Regions from separate parts of the Homo sapiens genome. Here all the other regions are linked to region 2. Evidence: chromatin contacts called from ENCODE Hi-C data. All regions are on one chromosome and are shown on one strand. Each heading gives the region's core, a stretch centred on a gene start or an enhancer-like site at or near the end of the contact. The rest is flanking DNA. Distances are from core to core; before and after follow the strand shown.

Region 1 (4,348 bases), core at 165-2,664, 1.5 Mb before region 2:
TCCTGACCTCAGATGTTCCACCCAGCTTGGCCTCCCAAAGTGCTGGGATTACAGGTGTGAGCCACCGTGCCCGGCCAGAGGTAATCTTTCTGACATCTTGTGTGTGTGTAGGGCTGGCTCAGTTGTCCATAACATTTTGTATGTACATACATAGATTTAATTATTAATTTAATGAATTCTATAGTAGCCCCTAAAAGAAGATATGGTTTCAGATTTCCCCTCTGGTTTTAGGCTATAACATTTCTCTTGAATGTTCTGAGAATATCAGATCCTCCATGACAATGTCTTTAAAATTGTGTCGAGTAACACTAACCCTTAAATGGGCTGTGGGCAGCTGTCAAGTTTCAGGCCTCAACTCTTGGCAAGACATTGTCTCTCTCAGAGGCCTTTAGAATGTCTCCAAAGCACGCTACAGTGTATCTGCTGAACTGTTAGCCAACAGCCTCTGTATCTCATGGGCAGGTATCAGTTTCACTGTTGTAATATCCCCTCAACAACCATTGCAATGGCCAGGACATGTGGCCTGGCCTGTGGTTCAGAAACATAGTCACTGTAGCCATATATGACCCCAGAAACAGGGAACAGGTCTATGAGGTTGATTTGCCTGATTCCTACTCCACCCCCACATATGTGTATGCACACACACAGACACATACATGCATGTGTGCACACACACCCATATACATGCAGGTGTGCACACACACCCATATACACGCATGTGTGCACACACATGCACCCACCTTATTGGCGCCACTGATAATATAAAATACCTGTAACAAGGGACAGAACTTTTTATTTTTCTATGTGTAAGAAGATTTATGGGGTAAAAGCTCCTGAATAGGCCGGGCGCGGTGGCTCGTGTCTGTAATTCCAGCACTTTGGGAGTCTGAGGCAGGTGGATCACAAGCTCAAGAGATCAAGACCATACTAGCCAACATGGTGAAACCCCATGTCTACTAAAAATACAAAACTTCGCTGGGCGTGGTGGCGCACTCCTATAGTCTCAGCCACTAAGGAGGCTGAGGCAAGAGAATTGCTGGAACCCTGGAGGTGGAGGTTGCAGTGAGCCAAGATCACGCCTGGGAAACAGAGCGAGACTCCAGAAAAAAAAAGAAAGAAGAAGAGAGAGAGCGAGAGAAAGGAAGAAAAAAGAAAGGAAGGAAGGAAGGAAGGAAGGAAGGAAGGAAGGAAGGAAGAGAGAGGAGGGATTTCTCAAGGATCAGCGTATCTAAGCCAAAGGCCTTAGGGGAAGGGAGAGAAAGGAAGTGCGGGGCTTGGCAGGCACCTCTCCCTGCCTTTGATTCAGACATTCCTGGTGCTTACTGGGTGTAGACACTTTTCTCTCAGCCTGCTTCCTTGTAGGCAAAATGGGTGTAATAATCGCACTCACCTCATGGGGTTATTTTAAGAATTATATGAAACAATGCATGTTAGGCAGACAATTCAAGGCTCAGCACACAGAAAGCCACCCTTTAGCTATTACCAGTATTTGACCTGTAATCAGGCTCAAAGAGTGTCTTTTAGGGTCTCAAAAATTGGGTGCAAATTGGCTCTCCTCAGTAGTTGGTGGTTGCTCATCAGGTGTTTAGGACGTCTGCAAAGTAAGGAGGTCTGACAGACTCCTCATTGTAAGCTGTTCCCTAGTCACTCTGCCCCCATACTGGGAGTGGCAAGGGAGGCATTTGGCAAGAAACCCAGCAGTGAGACAATAGGTGTGAAAGATGAACAGGAAGTGTGGTTTGGAAGCAAGTGCTAGCACCAAACCACTCATGGAGAACACCTAATCTGGCTGCTGATTGGGCGCTGAGCCATCACTCATATCAAGCTTCAATGGGAAGGTTTGTATCCATGCCCAAACTTACAGCACACGGACCTTCACCAGGGAGATTGACTGAACTGGTGACCAAGGGCTCCCTTGAGACAGCATGGCCTTTGGCCTTCCAGGTTCAAATCCTAGGTCACTCAGTTACTACCTGAGGCACATTATTTAACCTCTTGGAGCCCCATCTGTCTTATCTTTGAAACAGGCATGGCTGTTGGGAGGGTTAGTGGAGATAACATGGAAAGAGCCTAGCACAGGGCCTGGCCCACTCCACAAATGCGAGCTCCCTCCCATTTCCCCTCCCAGGCATCTGAGACACCCCTCCACCCCTTCCTTGTCTCCTCACTGAAGACAGTTAAGCATGCTGTCTGGGGATGACGCCAGTTCTTGATTATTTGATATTGCCACACATCTGGCCTTATCACTGACTATTGACTATAAGACTGGCTGCCCTCTGCTCCACCTGGCTCCTTCCGGCCAGGTGGCTTCTCCTGACGCACTTGGACAACAGTGAAGGGTTGGGCCAGGTCGCCTGGTGGCACCAGGGTTGATGTGAAAGAGTTTTTCCTCAATATTCCAAACTTAAGAGAAGGAATGACTTTAAAAATGCATATGTATCTGCATGCCTGAAACACACACCTTTGAGAAGTTTCCTTCCTTTGAGTACCCAGACTGCAGTTGTTCTGACAAGTGCCCTGCCTGATCCTCCCTCTGAACACTTTCGTAGTTCCCAAGCTTCTCTTCCAGATAATCTAGGGTTCCTGTTTCTCAGCTCATCTCCTAAATGTTGGGGTTCTAGGAGATTCTGCCGTCAGTGCCCCCACCCACCATGCTCTCTGCATGACCTCAACCACAGCCATACCCTGCTGAGTTCCGAATCCATCTGCCTGGCTCTTCTGCCCACACATCTGCATACACAGCTGCCTCCATTTCCACCTGGTGGTTCTTAGACTTAACGTGTACAAAACAGAATGATGGATCTTCTTGACACACACCTAATTCTTCTATATTCTGTGCCCCAGTAAATGGCATGTCCTGCAAACCCAGAAGCATAAGCAAATCTCTTGATCTCCCTCTTCTGTTAATTCTATTTCCTTAGTATCTCTTGACTGTATCCCCTCCTTCCCATCTACCTTCCACCTCTGCATTCTGGCTGCCGCTGTATCTCCCCTGTAACACGGGAACCACGGCCTCAGTGGGCTCCTTGCTTCTAGTCGTTGTTCTCCACCATTGCCCCTAGAGACAACTTTCTAAAATGTAAATCTGACGGCACGCCTCCTCTTACTTAAAAATCTCTCAGCCAGGAGCGATAGCTCACGCCTGTAATCCCAGCACTTTGGGAGGCTGAGGCGGGCAGATCATGAGGTCAGGAGATTGAGACCAGCCTGACCAACATGGAGAAATTCCGTCTCTACTAAAAATACAAAAATTATCCGAGCGTGGTGGTGCATGCCTGTAATCCCAGCTACTCGGGAGGCTGAGGCAGGAGAATCGCTTGAATCCGGGAGGCGGAGGTTGCAGTGAGCCAAGATTGTGCCATTGCACTCCAGCCTGGCAACAAGAGTGAAACTGTCTCAAAAACAAAAACAAAAACCTCTCAAGGGCCCTTTCTCAGTCAAGGTCCAGACGGGGAACTGAAATCACACCAGCTATTGTAACACATTGTAACAGGGTCAATTTAAGATAAAGAATTGTTTACTAGGTCCAAAACAAAAAAGAATTGTTAACTTCAACTTGGAAAGTGAAATGACAAAGAGAACACTGAGGTATCACTGAGGCAGCAACTGCAGGAAACAGCTACTCCTCCTCCCAGGACTGTGGGAACAAAGGGAAAAAGGTGGGATTATTCATTTAGGGAGGAGGGATCCATGGCTTTAATGATAAGAAACAAACTAGTATGACATGCAAAGTCCTCGTGGTCTGTCCCCTGCTTTCTTTCTGGCTTCCTCTGTAGTCACAGCACCGGCTTCCTCATCCTCAGCCCAGGCTGAGCCACTCTGCTCTCACCACTCCATGCTTTTTACACGTGCAGCTGCTGCCTGGAATACTGTTCTTCACCCTTTTTCCTGGTAACTCACCATTCATTCACAAGACTTTGCTGACCGCTGCCCCACTTCAGGCTGAGTTCAGTAGCCCCCTTTCTTTTCTTTTCTTTTCTTTTTTTATTTTTTTGAGACGGAGTTTCACTCTTGTTGCCCAGGCTGGAGTGCAATGGCACAATCTCAGCTCACTGCAACCTCCACCTCCTGGGTTCAAGCGATTCTCCTGCCTCAGCCTCCTGAGTAGCTGGGATTACAGGCAAATGCCACCACACCTGGCTAATTTTTTGTATATTTTAGTAGAGACAGGGTTTCACCATGTTGGTCAGGCTGGTCTCGAACTCCCGACCTCAGGTGATCTGCTCACCTCAGCCTCCCCAAGTGCTAGGATTACAGGCATGAGCCACCGTGCCCAGCCTCAGTGGCCCCCTTTCTTTTATTTTTTTGAGACAAGGTCTTGCTCTGTCACCCAGGCTAGGTGCAGTGG
Region 2 (4,413 bases), core at 787-3,286:
CAGCTCACTGCAGCCTCTGCCTCCCAGGTTCAAGTGATTGTCCTGCTTCAGCCTCCTAAGTAGCTGGGACTACAGGCGCCCACCACCATGCCCAGCTCATTTTTGTATTTCAGTAGAGACAGGGTTTTACCATATTGGCCAGGCTGGTCTCGAACTCGTGACCTCAAGTGATCCACCCGCCTCAGCCTCCCAAAGTGCTGAGATTACAGGCGTGAGCCATTGCGCCTGGCCTCTCTCTTTCTTTAAAGACTTTTCTTTCTTGAAGTTGAGCCACCCTTAGGGCTGAGCCTGCATGCACATGGGCCTGTGGGACCACTGGTGAGCACAGGGCTTATATTGTTTGCAGAGTATGTTTCTAGAACCTAGAAGCACATGGTATTTCCAGAATCCTCTTTAGGAACCCATGAATGTGTGTGTTTGTTCCGGGCCCCTGGAAGATCAGCTTGGAGAAACCTGAGTGGTGGAGGGAGTGGGTTGATGTCCAGGGAGGGGTGGGCTCATTTTGGAAAGGACAGAATGTGGGATCTGTCTTTGTTTCTGACTCCACAAGGCCTGCTCTCCCCTCCTTACTCATCCCAGCCTCTACCTTCCTACCCACACCTCTCTGTCCTCCTTCGTCATCTCTCCCTGGAAAATCAATTGTATTACCTCCAACATCCACCAGTCATAGGGTACGTATTCCGAATAGCAGGGACGCTGAGGAGCTGGGAAAAGTGCATTATAAGAGTAGATCCTGATTGGTAGGATTGACAGGTGTTGCTAGGAAAACTACTTTGGAAAATAGATAATCCGGGTAACTCACAAAGAACAAATATACATTAAAAATGTATGAGAAGCCAGGCGTGGTGGCTTACATCTGTAATCCCAGCACTTTGGGAGGCCGAGGTGGGCGGATCATCTGAGGTCAGGAGTTTGAGACCAGCCTGGCCAACATGGAGAAACCCCATCTCTACTAAAATTACAAAATTAGCTGGGTGTGGTGGTGCGCGCCTGTAACCCTAGCTACTCGGGAGGCTGAGGCAGGAGAATCACTTGAACTGGGGGGTGGAGGTTGCAGTGAGCCGAGATGGCACCACTGCACTCCAGCCTGGGCGACAGAGCGAGACTCTGTCTCGAAAACAACAACAACAACAAAATACACACACACACACACACACACACACACACACACACACACTAGAACTTGAAGCTGTAAGAAAATGTTAATTTCCTTTGATCTATTAGTATTGCTCTTGAGAATTTAAGAATAAAGAATTTATTAATTCTAAAAAGGAAAAGAGCTCTAAGTACAAAGATATCTATTTATTATTTTTTTAATCTCATACCTTCCTGCACACCAAAGATATTTATAGCAACATTGCTTAAAATAGAAAAGAAAAAAAAACAAAACCAAAACTGTAAACAGCCTCAGTGTTTCATGTGGCTGTATAATTCATGATACCTAGAGTCAGTGAGTATTGTGTCACTGTTATCTTAATATGAAGATAATGTTGTTTCTTGGGAAAATGTTGATGAATTTAGATGAAAAAAGTAAAACACAGAATTGCATAAGTGCATAAAAACTGATTACACTGCCCATAGTAAAAATTGGCATAATGCCAATAACTGGATTTGGGCAAAGAGGTTATGGGTAGAGCATGTGTGTGTGTTTGAAATTGCTTTAATAATTTATATAACATCTTTTTTTTATTTATAAGACAAGGCCTTAACTTCAAAGACTTTGGATTTGGGTGGGAAGGAGGCCAGGGGGAGGGACTCCCATCTGTTACTACCAGGAAAACCAAACAGCTCTGTCTTTATCAGCTACCGGCACTGCATGCAGGGGCTGGAGGATTCAGATGGGCCTGACTTCATAGACTGGCTGAGTAACTCGGGTTCACAGCGTGGACTCTGCCTCCAGCCCCCAGCTGGCTCAGGGCCCCAGACGATTTTCACACCTGCGTTTTCATGGAACCAGCCCAGTGAGCACGTGAGGCTTTGAGCCACCCGCCCACTCACCTCTGGGCTGCCTCTTACTTCAGGCCCCTGCCACAGCAGGAGGAAGCTGAGTCTTTCTTCTGCAGTTCCAACTGGCAGCAGGGAGGGTGTGCTTTGCTAATTGACCTCCTGCAGCCTTTTCTAACCCAGGTGGGGCCCTAGTGAGGTAGCGTCTTGCTCACTTACATTGTTGCACATATTAATTGAAGTGTTGAATTTAGTTGCTCTTTAATGCTAGCCACATCCATCCAGTTCACATCTGACCTAGCAGGCAGGGCCGTCTGACCCCACGTCTTGCCGTGAGATCTGCTGGGACGCGCAGCTGCAGGTTTGGGTGTGGCGCTGAGCAGCTGACTGTCTTCTGAGCACCTTCTCATATCTCTGTGGCATCTCAGAATCTCTGGACATCTGGTGAATGGCCTTCTCACCCACCACTCCCCTCGTGTGTAGTAGCCTTTTCTTCTGAGTGGAGAGCCTTATTTTCTTAACACGTGGAGTGTCTATTTGGAGGGTCCATGATCATCCCGTTGCTGTGACCAGCCCAGGAATGTGACCAGGGCAGGACAGGGAGACTCCTTGGTGTTGTGCAGAGTCCCCAGGTGGGTGGCAGCTGGAGAGCCCCCGGCGTACCTTGAGTTCGCAGGTTGGAGCCTGCTGAAGCTCTGCCCGACAGAATGCGTGTGGAGGGAGGCCCAGACCCAGCTGGGGCCCTGGTTATCTCCAGTGTATATTTGCTAAAACCAAATTTCAGAACTGTCAAAGACTGGAGTTTGTTCTTCTGTGATCAGATTGAAGTAGGACCTTGTGGCTGGAGGTGTGCCAGGGTCAGAGAGAAAATGGAGAGTATGGGCTCAGGGCACGCCTGGATGCTCATTAGGGGTACTCAGGCCAGCTTCATGTGTTCCATGGCAAGTGATGGCTGTGTGTGTGTGTGTTTGGAGGTGGGGCTGGTGACTGTCTCTGTGCTTTTCTAGAATATCGTGTTTATTCCTAGATGCCCCAACCTCATCTTCACGCCCTACAGTGGCATTGAGCCTGGTTCTGATCATTGCTGGTCATGTGAATATTAAGTGCCATAGTGTCTAAGGAACAAGCTGCCTTCTCGAGCCCAGGCCCCAGCAATAACTGTTCCTCTCAGTTCCCTAATTTAGAGACCACGTGTGTGCCCCAGGGTTGTCAGCAGCTCGGTTTTTTGAAGCTTGAAACACATTTCCATAGAAACAATGCTATAAATGGTGGTTGGGTACCTAGGCTAGCCCACAAAGAGCCCTGGTGTCACCTCAGAAGTTGCTGAAATAAGGTATTAGTGAAATTGAGAGCCCAAATGCAGCAGTCATAGTTAGTACCCAGGACGCTGGAGGTTAATTGGTGTGGGTTTATTTGTGTAATTTCCTTTCTTTGGTGAGAGGTGTTTCAAAGCTCTCTAGATAAGGGATGCTCTGTAGGCACTCCCCCGCACCATCCCCACCCAGTCACAATCCCTCCTCTCCCGGTTTACATTCCTTCTTCTTTCCTCATCAAGCCAGGGGCCTGGGCCTACCTGCCCTCTGGTATGTTTATGATGAGGAAATCCTGTTCAGTGGCCCTTACATCATCATTGTCATCATCACCATCATCATCATCATCATCATCGTCATCATCATCATCACCGTCGTTACTGTTATATAAATCATCTTGATCAACTTAACAGAATAAACATGACACCTATTTAGAATTCTCTTCTGATTGCTTCTAATATTCCTTTGCAGTTTTAACACAGCTTATAAGTTCACCTGACATATTTTTTGGTGCTGATTTTGTCACTTAACATGACTTCACCAAATGGTTTCATCAGATAGTTTCCCTCTGTCCATCCTTTCATATTTCATTCTGTTACTCTTCCTTACCGTACCATAATCTGAATGGGCTCTATATACAGGTGCTGTGGAGCATCTTTTGTAAAAACTTCCTTGTGGTGACATTTTAGATTATTTTTATGGGATATAGTCCACCAACCGTAATTACCTGGTCAGCGTTTTAAACTCTTGCAACACTAAATATATACACCTACAATATACCCGCAAAAATTAAAAAAAAAAAACAAAAAAAAAAACCCAGCCGGGCACGGTGGCTCACACCTGTAATCCCAGCACTTTGGGAGGCCGAGGCGGGCAGATCACCAGGTCAGGAGTTTGAGACCAGCCTGGCCAATATGGTGAAACCCCGTCTCTACTAAAAATACAAAAATTAGCTGGGCGTGGTGGTGCGTGCCTACAGTCCCAGTTACTCGGGAGGCTGAGGCAGAAGAATTGCTTGAACCCGGGAGGCAGAGGTTGCAGTGAGCCAAGATTGCACCACTGCACTCCAGCCTGGGCAATAGAGTGAGACTCCATCTCAAAAACAAAACAAAACAAAACAAAACAAAAACCCTCTTGCAACACAATGCCAAATCACATT
Region 3 (4,583 bases), core at 176-2,675, 1.1 Mb before region 2:
TCAGGGAAGATAAAAGTACAGAAAGTTGTTAGAATTTCCATTAAATTAGGGGTATTCAGTACTATAATATCAATTTGTTGAACCCAAAGTGATACTATTCAAATGCTAGTAACTATTAGCTCTATTCATACAGTCTTTAATGTAGGTCATAAAAGTAAAGGATTTTCATCTGTGGCCTGAAAGAGAATATTTCAAAATATTGAAGTCTTCAGTGAACACATTTACAAATTACTGAGTTGGATTACAAAATGCAAATTATGCTTGAGGAAGAAGGCTCTCTCATCTTCTTTCATGCTAAAAGATGACTTTTTTCTTTGCAGGATGAAAAAGGGAAGAGTCCCTTTTCTGTGTTTACATAGAAATAATATTTGGGTTTTATCTCTGTATGTTTCTGGGTTCCACCTGGTATTAACCACAAGAGAGGAAATTCTGTGCAGAAGGCCATGCTTTCCAGTAATGAACAATCTGGCAAGAACTTGAAAACCTGACAGGCTTAAAGGTTACATGCCAGAGTGCTCTGCATCTTTATACTCTTTCCCTGCAATCTTCATTTAAAAATCCACAATTCAAGTTCAAATGAAGGCAACAAGCTTGAGTTCCACAGAATACATCAGTTCTGTCTACCAGAATTCAAAGCCAGATCAGGAAAAAATAAAAACCTAACAGCATAAAGGCAGAAAGTGAAAAGAAGAAGGAAGGAAAGAAGAGAGGGAAGAACAGAGAGAGGATCAAAAAAAATTTTTAAATAAAGCATCATGTTACAGAATGGATATGCTCCAGGGAACTGATGAATATTTGAACTTGGTCAGTCTTCAAGACACAAAGATAGAGAAATCAGCTATAAAACAAAGATGAGTGTTTTGAACATCATTTGAACCCTGTGTTTTACAACATGTGCTACGGAATCATTGAGCCATATAATATTCAATGAAAAAAAGGTTTTGGGATGTTCAGCTAGCATTTAATTAGGACATACCATATTTAAAAAGCAATTAAAAATAAAATTAAGAAAACAAGAGAAAAGGGCCCATGCTGTATAGCCCATGAATCTCATCGGCTTTATCATGAAAGTTTATTGTTTTTAATCCTAGTACAATCAGCTACCAGTTACATACAGTAAAAAACAGAAACAGCCACAAAGCAATGATGATAGAGATAGTCTGTGACATTGTACAGTGGAGGAAATACTCTCTGTTGGAATCCTCCAGCAGACCCCCGCCTGGCTTCAGCAGTTAAGCTATCACTCCCTCCCTCCCCAAAACAGTTAAAAGAAAAATTAACGTCTTGCTTGGGTACAGCAAGATTCTAATACCTCTTGGGGACACTGGAGAACTTTAAAAAAAACTAAAGCAGTAGAAACAAAACAAGAACTGAAACGTGGAAGCAAGGTGACACACAAAGAAGCTCCGCGAGGCCTTGGCTTCAGACCACCTCAAAGCGAACCACCTGGAAAGAAAAGAAAAGGCTGTCACACCTGGAAAGAACAGGCAAAAAGTTCAGTAGCCCTTAGTATAACATCATTTCAGTCCTTCCCAAATCTATAGAATTCAAGTTTTTCTCAAGGTTTTTATTTTTATAAGTGAGCCAGCTTGCAGAAAATGGCTTCCTTTTCTAATAGTATTGTAAATGTTAACAACTAGTACATACTTACTCTTTCAGAACTATAAAATAACACAAGAAGAGAGCATTTTTAGCAAAATATGCTGTCTTCTTTATCTCAAACCCTTTGAAGCAACCACACAGTAGGCTATTTATATGACTGTGTACTCTTACCTTAGAGGAATAATGACTCCGTTCAAAAACTAAGTCTCATATATATTTGGTTCGATTGAGGGCTTTTTCAGCCAGGTGACCACTTTCATCTGTGATCTTCTCCCAATCAGTCTGTCCGACCACAAAACCTATGGCCCTTTTCCTATCTGCATCCTTCTTCTCTTCCAGGTCTGCCCATCTGACCTAAAAAGAACATAGCATTAGGCTGAGCTTTAGGAAAAATAAATATGCAAAGAGCCCCCTCCCTCTCTGGACAGTCTAAGGGGTAGAATGACTCATTTGAAACCGCAAGTTTAAAAAATTAAAAACTAACCCAGGAAAACTGGGAAAAGCCATATATTTTAAGTCACAAAGAGAAAACTCTCTGGACAATCCAAGTCCTAACCATTCCAGCTCCTGAACAGTTCAGCTCAATCCTGTCCTCTCTTTCTCCTCTGCCATTCCTTTTTATTTAATAATTCACTGACCTCATTTTTTTTTCACCTGAAAGCAAAGCACTAATCTCTACCTAGTCTTCCTGTCTGTACTCACCCGCTCCAGATTCATGCTGCCAGAGTGATCTTCCTAAAACACACAGTTGTGATTCATTTGCTTTAACTCCTTCCCCTACCTACCAGGCAAAGTCCAAGAACTCAGGTCCCTCTTGATCTGGCCCCAACTACACTTTCCTGCAACATCTCTGGCCAGTGCCTATGGCATTTTATACAAACAATACAGACTTCCTTCTAGCACTCAGAGCGCATCGCACCATTTCATGTCTCTATAACTCTGCATATATGTACTAGTCATTCTTCCTGAAATGTCTTTTCCCTAACCTTATCCACTTGGCATGAGTCTAGTCATCCTTCCCTGACTTACCCCTTTTTCCTTTGCCAATCAAATAATCACTGCTTTCCACAGTTAACTTCCGGATTTTGATATGTCTGCTTTTGAACTTCCACACCGTAGTATAATTATCCACTTACAGATCTGTCTTCCCTAACAGACTATCAACACCCTAGATCAATAACTGAATTTTATTTATCTCTACACAAAAATATTTCTTGAAATTTAATCTTAGAGAAAACAGTAAGCTGGTATTATTACTTTCATTCATGAGATAAAGAGACCAAGAAACAGACTCAACTGATATAATTCATGGCAAGATTACAACTACAAATATATGGATCAGGGATATTTCCTATTGGTATTCTGATTTTTAATATATATATATTCTTACATATTATGCTTTTTAAAAATTTTTGTAATTTTTTTTTTTTTTTTTAGAGTCAGAGTCTCACTATGTTGCCCAGGCTGGTCTCAAACTGCTGGACTCAAGCAATCCTCCTGCCTTGGCCGCCCAAAGTGCTAGGATTACAAGCATGAGCCACCATGCCCAGCCACATATTATGTTAATATGTTTTTAAAAGTATATGGAGATATACATATTCTGTAAAAGTTCAGATTCTTAAAAAGAAACTATGAATCTGTTGCTTGCACTACACAGTATCAAAGACTGCAGAGAATGTATTTTAAACATGGCTTGTGATTTATTATCTGTGACAAGGAGAGAGAACCAGAGCATGGAAACACCATGCTCTTTACACTGAACCTGGGAATGCATTATTGCTCTAATGTACACTAATTACCATTTGCATGACTAGCAATGAAATAACTAGGCTTTTAACAGTATCACCTGGTCAAAGGGAGGAGCCAAAGTAATAGCAGTGGGAAGAAACTGGTAACATCTGACTTTCCAGAAAGTAGGTTTTTAGTGTATAGAAAACCTATGGCTCAATGTCTTTCATGGGCTTTAGTAAGAAGCCTAATAAATAATGTGGGCTTCAATATAGAAAAATCTTTGGGCATTCTGCTCATCAATGCTGAAGTACCTATTTTGATTAATTCATATATACAGCCAGGCACAGTGGCTTACACCTATAACTCCAGCACTTTGGGAGGCCGAGGCCGGCAGATCACGTCAGCCTAGGTGTTCAAGACCAGCCTGGGCAACAAGGCGAAACCGTGTCTCTACTAAAAATACAAAAATTAGCTGGGCATGGTGTGTGGTGGGTGCCTGAAATCCTAGCTACTAGGGAGGATGAGGTGGGAGAATTGTTTGAGCCTGGGAGGCAGAAGTGGCAGTGAGCCAAGATCACACCACTGTACTCCAGCCTGGGTGACAGAGAGACCCTACCTCAATAATAATTAATTAATTAAATTTAATTCATGTATATTCTCTCAGCTCCACCTGGATCAAGGATACACATTTTAGCGAAAGATCATTACGAACTAAGTCTTGGGCATTTATGTGAAAACACAATACTGTGCTCAGGATGCCGTGGGAATGGATTTAAATTTGCTGTGGGCTGGTTACTTTTTCTTTGTTCAGTGGCCACAGTTTGCCCCTTATATGGTAAGGCTCATTGAATAAAGAAAAAGTAAACAGCCCACAGCAAATTTAAATCCATTCCCACGGCATCCTCAGCACATAGTTAAATATACTTATCAACCTCAGCACATAGTTAAATATACTGATCAATCTCACCTTGCTACTTTTAAATCTACAGTTTAAATTCTAAGTTTTAAACTCAGATAAAATAAAGAATATAGGATTAGAAGAAAAAATGTGTAGGTGTTTTTGAAATGAGTAGTATGTTTGCGAATAAATGTTCAAGATTTTAACATTGGAATTAGGCCAGGCACAGTGGCTCACGCCTGTAATCCCAGCACTTTGGGAGGCTGCAGCAGACAGATCACCTGAGGTCAGGAGTTTGAGACCAGCCTGGCCAACATGGCGAAACCCCGTCTCTACTAAAAATACAAACAAA

What was found. Hi-C counts contacts between places; a loop is a spot of excess contacts on that map. Pooled maps may share reads with other maps.
Region 1: a pooled map shows a loop between it and region 2 (2.0-fold over the local background). The contact joins two enhancer-like sites. A Hi-C loop is called at or near these places in 1 of 168 maps with a recorded cell type or tissue (naive thymus-derived CD4-positive, alpha-beta T cell), 2 of 37 single-sample maps with no recorded cell type and 2 of 50 pooled maps.
Region 3: a loop to region 2 is called in a map with no recorded cell type, with 14 times the contacts of the local background. The contact joins two enhancer-like sites. A Hi-C loop is called at or near these places in 4 of 37 single-sample maps with no recorded cell type and 3 of 50 pooled maps.

What each region holds. Positions count from the first base shown.
Region 1 is chr14:75,227,662-75,232,009 of GRCh38, reverse strand. No RefSeq gene overlaps it. Among named protein-coding and RNA genes, the nearest start is that of FOS, 49 kb to the left of the region's middle. RefSeq lists a cis regulatory region at 1,712-2,267. Within about 2 kb of position 1,414, at least 20 of the 41 ENCODE cell types and tissues checked have a DNase peak (open chromatin) inside an H3K27ac peak, as active enhancers do.
Region 2 is chr14:73,769,559-73,773,971 of GRCh38, reverse strand. It overlaps a transcript of MIDEAS not described here. Among named protein-coding and RNA genes, the nearest start is that of MIDEAS, 11 kb to the right of the region's middle. RefSeq lists enhancers at 2,213-2,272, 2,393-2,462. Within about 2 kb of position 2,036, at least 31 of the 41 ENCODE cell types and tissues checked have a DNase peak (open chromatin) inside an H3K27ac peak, as active enhancers do.
Region 3 is chr14:74,832,638-74,837,220 of GRCh38, reverse strand. It overlaps YLPM1 (YLP motif containing 1), which reads right to left. Exons shown (of 21, transcript NM_019589.3): 20 at 1,774-1,956; 21 at 1-1,446. The coding sequence ends at 1,810. Among named protein-coding and RNA genes, the nearest start is that of PROX2, 41 kb to the left of the region's middle. Within about 2 kb of position 1,425, at least 5 of the 41 ENCODE cell types and tissues checked have a DNase peak (open chromatin) inside an H3K27ac peak, as active enhancers do.